Linked DNA regions of Homo sapiens: region 1 is linked to region 2. Evidence: chromatin contacts called from ENCODE Hi-C or POLR2A ChIA-PET data. All regions are on one chromosome and are shown on one strand. The core of a region is the stretch at or near the end of the contact, and the rest is flanking DNA. Distances in the headings are between cores, read along the strand shown. Region 1 overlaps SCIRT (stem cell inhibitory RNA transcript). Region 2 has its middle 47 kb from the start of LINC03040.

Evidence for each region. Hi-C counts contacts between places; a loop is a spot of excess contacts on that map. ChIA-PET counts read pairs that join two places held with the same protein, here RNA polymerase II (POLR2A). Pooled maps may share reads with other maps.
Region 1: a loop to region 2 is called in a map of right lobe of liver, with 2.3 times the contacts of the local background. The contact joins two enhancer-like sites. A Hi-C loop is called at or near these places in 5 of 168 maps with a recorded cell type or tissue (HL-60/S4, K562, cardiac septum and 2 more) and 2 of 50 pooled maps. POLR2A ChIA-PET finds 5 or more read pairs at or near these places in 4 of 52 experiments (PC-9, SK-N-SH, WTC11 and 1 more).

Annotation. Positions count from the first base shown.
Region 1 is chr6:44,057,294-44,060,132 of GRCh38, forward strand. All of the region lies in intron 1 of SCIRT (stem cell inhibitory RNA transcript), which reads right to left. Among named protein-coding and RNA genes, the nearest start is that of SCIRT, 16 kb to the right of the region's middle. RefSeq lists an enhancer at 1,271-1,450 and a silencer at 1,751-1,820. Within about 2 kb of position 1,323, at least 32 of the 41 ENCODE cell types and tissues checked have a DNase peak (open chromatin) inside an H3K27ac peak, as active enhancers do; they include right lobe of liver, where a contact is called at or near this core.
Region 2 is chr6:43,952,662-43,955,451 of GRCh38, forward strand. No RefSeq gene overlaps it. Among named protein-coding and RNA genes, the nearest start is that of LINC03040, 47 kb to the right of the region's middle. Within about 2 kb of position 1,255, at least 7 of the 41 ENCODE cell types and tissues checked have a DNase peak (open chromatin) inside an H3K27ac peak, as active enhancers do; they include right lobe of liver, where a contact is called at or near this core.

The DNA.
Region 1 (2,839 bases), core at 73-2,572, 100 kb after region 2:
GCCTCCCACTAATCACATTCAGGTGACCGGAAGCTCTGAGGCTCTGGACCCTGCTTCCTGGAGATGTTAGGGAGGAGAGGGAGAGAGGAGTCCCTTGGCTCTGGGCCAGTCCACAGACTTCTCCCCAGAGGCCCAAGGGCTGTTGGGGGGGGATAGAAGACCCACTATCAACTCCCACGTCCACCCACACCCAAATAATGCCTCAGTCTACAAGAAGCCAGGTCCCATAGAGTTGAGGGAGCTCACAGTCTGAAGGAGGAGACACTTCCTGCTGTCTGGGATCTGCCAGTCTGAGGGCAGAGACGTAGCCACTCCCTTCCAGAACATCAACCTCCCAGTCTCCTCATTGTCTCCAAACAGGGCTAACACTCTTCTGTCATCCCTTTCATCCTGATCTCAGTCCTTCCAGACTCAAATCACTGCCCTCCTCATCCTCAGAGCCTTCCTGGATGACCACACAGCTCCAATCCTCCACCCTGGCACTCTTAGAGCAGTTAATTTGGTGGTGGACAGATAATTCCTAATGGCATGCAAAGAACTCATATTTCCTAGGCACCACCTGTACCAGAGGCCTGGTGGCAGGACCTTGATCATGCAAACATGACATGATCCAGGCATGCAGGGAGCTTCCAGTTCAGGAACATTAGGACGGACCAAGAAGATACAGTGAACTGTCAGTTAAACATCATCTTTTCCCAGACATTTCTGCGTGTGTGTGTGCGCGCGCGTGCGTGTGTGTCCCCAGCTAGGCTGGGACTTTGTTAGAGCAAGACAGGAACTGAGCTTAAATATCAGGCCACACCCCCATCTAAACTAAGTCCCTAGGATATTCTCCCAGAGCCCCATGTAATTTTCCCTCTTGGCACACATTACAGTTTGTAATTCTTTTTGGTGTGACTACTTGCTTTAAGACTCTCCTTTTCCAGGCTCTATAAGAGTAGCTGAGTCCATGGCTTCACCCGTGTATCTTGAGCACCTGGCATATTTGATGACTGAATGAATGATTTGAATGAAAGCACCACATTCCTATTCATGCCCTTGCCCCTAGCACACAACCTGTAGGTGCTCAGTGCTCAGATTTGGCAGGATGGCAAAGTAAAAAGAAGCCCATCTTGCCACAGCTAGGAATTCAAGGTCAATCCCAGAGCAATCCCAAGGCAGTTCATCAAGGAAGACTTCCTGGTGGAGGAGGACATGGACTGGGGACTTTCAGCCTCACATCTGTTCTTCCAGTTCATCATCTGTTTCTGGCAGGAACTCCTGAGGACAGAGGTTACGTCTGGGTCTCAGGGCCATCCCCAGCACACCCCCATTCAAGCTGCGCATGACCTGCCCCACTGTCGACAGCCAGCTGTGACTCACAACTCCTGAGCCTTTCCTCTTGGCCAGAGATCGTGGAGTAGATATTACAGTAACATTACTAACCACAAGTAGAGGCGGTGACCGTACTTACGCTCAGAGCACCTCCCCCCACCCCTGAGACCAGAGCAATGACCTCACACTCATGTTCGGCAGCAAGCACGGACAGTCCTGCCCGGAGGCAGGGGGATGGCCCACATGGCCCTGGTCTTCCAGAGAAGCCCAGCGTCTGGCCTCTTCCCCTCAGCGCTGGTCACATTCTCCCCACCTTCCCCTCCAAGCAGCCCACCTGGGGTAGGTGCTGAGTCCCCTGCTGCTGCCTCCCCCGGGTGAAAGCAGAGTAAACAGTCCCCCTCTCCCCCGCCTCCCTGGGGAGGGCTGGAGGAAAGAAAGGGAAGTGACAAAAGCTGCCCTATCCCTGTCCTTCCTCACTGCTGGGTCTAGGACACTTATTCTGGGGAAAGTGGCGTCTGAGGATGTGGCTGCAGTGGCCAGTTGCTGGCGCCAGCAGAAATCCCCAAGCCCGTCAGTAGACTCTGTTCAGACGCGTTCGCTGACCATGGCACTGAGTAAGTGCTGAGGAGACACCTGAGGACCCAGGTCACGCCCCTGCCTGCCCTCTCCTCCCAGACAGGCCCCTCCTAGGGCTCAGACCATTCCAGTTCCTCTTGTCAGACCCTGAGAAGGCCCAGGGCATCCACCCCTACAGGGAAGGCTCAACAGGAAAGAAAGAAACACACAGGAACTGGGCTCAGAGCCCAGCTGCGTGCTCTTGGGCAAGTTACTTAACCTCTTTAGGCCTCAATTTCTCAACTATAAAATGGGACTAAGACTAGCTGCCTGTTGAGCTGTTGTGAGATAAGTGAGTGCACTGGCCTGGATCTGCAGACGGTGGACAACAGCCAACGGCAGCCGGATGTGGCATTGTGCTGCTGCCTTTAGCAGCTCCAGGCAGTAACTACTGAGTATCAGGGAAGAACTGAGACCTCAGAGAAGGGAGAGAACCAGGATTGCTTGAGGCAGGGCGTTGGGAAGGCCCCACTTACCCTCTGGCAGTTGCAATCTAAAAGGAACAAAGAGGCTTTGTGGCAGATCCTGTCTCCTAATATCCATTCCTCGTTTATTTCCCAACTTTTAGCCAGACCCCCATGGAATAAAGACTAGACTACCTAGCTTCCCTTGCAGCTAGGTATGGCTAGATGACTGAGTTCTGGCCAATGGAATATAAGTGTGACTTCTAGGAAGCTTCCTTGAAGGGAAGGGGCATGTCCTTCTTCAGGCTTTCTTCTTCCTTCCTGCTGGCTGGGGCTCCAGCAGCCATCTTGGGCAATGAGGTGACCCTGGAAATGGAAACCACACCTAGCAGGTCAGAAAGATAGAAGGAGTCTCTGACCACATCCCAGAAATATTTTACATGAGCAAAAAATTCACTATTTATCTTGTGTAAACCAAAATTTAACTGATACAAGCTTCTCCTCTG
Region 2 (2,790 bases), core at 5-2,504:
CATTATCCATCAGGAAAATGGAAGTTTCCTGTTCCTTCTCTGTGTCCACATTTGTGGACATTGCCAAAGTTCTGACAATGGCCTACCACCAGCCCCTACAAAATCTAGTCCCTCCTACTTCTCTGATCTCACCTCCCACTACTCTCCCTCATTCATTCCACACTGGTCTCCTTGCTATTCCTCCAATAAACAGCTCTGTTTCCACCCCGGGGCCTTTGCATGTGCTGCTCCCCCTACAGGGCATGTTCTCCTCCAGTCATGCACATGGCTCCCAGTTTCAAGTCTTTACTCAAATGTTATCCTCTCAGGGTGGCCTTCCTTGACCTCCCCATTTAAAATTGCATCACACCCTACACCCTTCACTCCTGTCCCCTTTCCCTTTATCTTTCTCCAGTGCACCTACCACCCTCTAAAATTGTGTTTAATGTTTGTCACCCTGCACTTGAATGCCAGCTCCATGAAGTCAGGGACTTTTGTCAATTTTGCTCACTGCCGTTCTAGTGCCTAGAACAGGGTCTGGCACATAGAAAGTTTTCAGTAAATATGCTGAATAGGAAAGGGAGGCAATATTCAGAATCTACAAACCCCAAGGAGACTGCAGCATGGTCTCCATGGGGGTGGCAAGTGGCCAGTAAGTCTTGCTGGGGGGTGACCTGACCTACAGCCATGGGCACATGAGTGGAAGGGCTGCAAGGCAGGGTGCCGAGGGAAGAGCCAAGGGTCATGCCCCTTGTTCCCTTAGTGCCACCTCATTCTGGATGCAGCTTGATGTGTCTGTTAGGAAAGGGAAGTTACCTTAACTGGGCACCTACTATGTGCCTGGCAAATTTCATGCACTTCCCCTTTACAGCAGCCCATGAAGCAGCAGAGGAAGAAACCAAGACCCAGAGAGGTTACTTAACTTGCCTAGAGTCACAGAGCTAGTAAGGGAGGGAGGAGAACTCACACCTAGGTCTGATTCCTTGCATTACTGTCTACCCCGGGGATGGTGAGAAGGACTCCATAGGCTCAGTTGGAAGAATTAAGAACTTGTGATTCTGCAGAGCGGTCTCCATGGGGACAGCACGGGTTGATGGGGTGGGCTGAAGCAGCCTGGGCTCCCATATATGCTGTTAGGCACTTCAGTTCCAACCATGGGAAAAATCTAGGCCCTTTAGCTCCCATCATGGGGTGAATCCCCTACCCTGGGTGAGCGGTGGGAGTTTCTCAAGGCCATCTCAGGGGTCAGGGACAGCTTGACTCAGCTCCTGCTGGCTGGCAGCTCCCTCTGCTGGACCCAGCCCCAAGGACGAGCTCAGACACAGGGACGCCTCCGTCTGTCTGCACTTGGGCTCTGGCAGCCCCCCCACATTGCATGCGGGGCAGTCACATGCAGGGCACCTGCCAGGTCCTCAACGTGTCAAGGGACAGGATCTTCCAGAGGACCTAATCTGGGTGACCTGGGAACCTTACATGGGGAAGAGAATAGGAAGGAGCTTTGACCACCGCCACTACCACACTCAGCCCAGACACAACGGCTGCATCTGCAGACAGGGGCTGGGTCTCCTCATGGGGCAGGGAGCTCCCTATAAGCAGGGGCTGACTCTCCCATCAGACTGGAAACTCCCTGAGGGCAAGGGTTCTGTCTTTCTCCTTCAGACTGGGAGCTCCTGGTTTGTCCCTCTGCTCACCTGTGATAGAAGCCCAGCTTAGCCCCCCAGGCTGGGCCAGCCCCCAAGGCATCCTGGGGCACTTTCTCAGCAGCCTGGCCACTCCCAGCCCCCAGACACCTGTCCCCGCCACTCTCCCCACTCCCTAGGCTCCTCCACCCTGCTGTCAGAGCAGAGCTGACACTGGGTAGTGCTGGTAAGTGCCACCCTGACCTCAGCAGCCCTGGAGGCAGTGCAGTGAGTGGCCTAAAGAGCTGTGCCAGGGATGGGACGTGACTGCCCCCCTGAACTCAGCTGCAGGCTTGGCCATGAGGAAAGCGATACCTCAGGGAGGCGGAGTGACCAGTGACATCAGCGTACGTGACTGTCAGCCCAGCTCTCCCCTCTGCCCTCCACCCTCCCCCACCCCACAGTGCCTGCCGAGCACACTGACCTTCAGCTCACGGGCACAGGCCTCTCTATGTGCCCGCTCCAAGGAGAGGGGCAGTGCCCAAGGGGATGGGGCTGCTCTCTGACTCCTTGTCTTCTAAGTGAGTGCTCAGGGGGTGGAGGAGAACACAGGCCCCAGCCCTCTGCAGCCTGGGCTTCTGGATCAGGAGCCAGCTTCTTACTGGGTGACCCTCCCCGGCAGCCCTGCCCTGAGGAAACTGATCATTCTCTTGGCTCTGCGAGACCTTCCTTCTGAGTGTCTGGCAGGCTTCTAGTGACTTGAAGCCAGTGTAGAGGGCAACTGGCTTCCCACCCCGAGCCTGCTGATGGAACTGCCAGGCCTGCATCCCTAGGGGCAGAGTCCCTGCCCAGATGAGCAGTGCTGGCTGTCCCAGGGAAGCAAGTTCAACTACCTTGGATGACCACCATTTGTCCCCGAGATGGCTTCTGCAAAAGCCTGTCTAAGTGCCCCCCTAGACCCCACCCAAGGAGTGCCAGGTCCAGAGCTCAGCATTCTATTATAGCTTCCAGCCTGGGGAAGACCAGTCAGAGACACCAAAAACTAGACCACAGTTGCCAAATTTGTTCCCTTGTGCACTTTTGTCAGTGAATATATCATTGTGCATCTCAGTATAGGTATATTTCTTTATTTAAAAATTATGTATGTTAAGGCCAACATTGCAGGTAGGCTGAAGTGTAATACTAGTTGTGG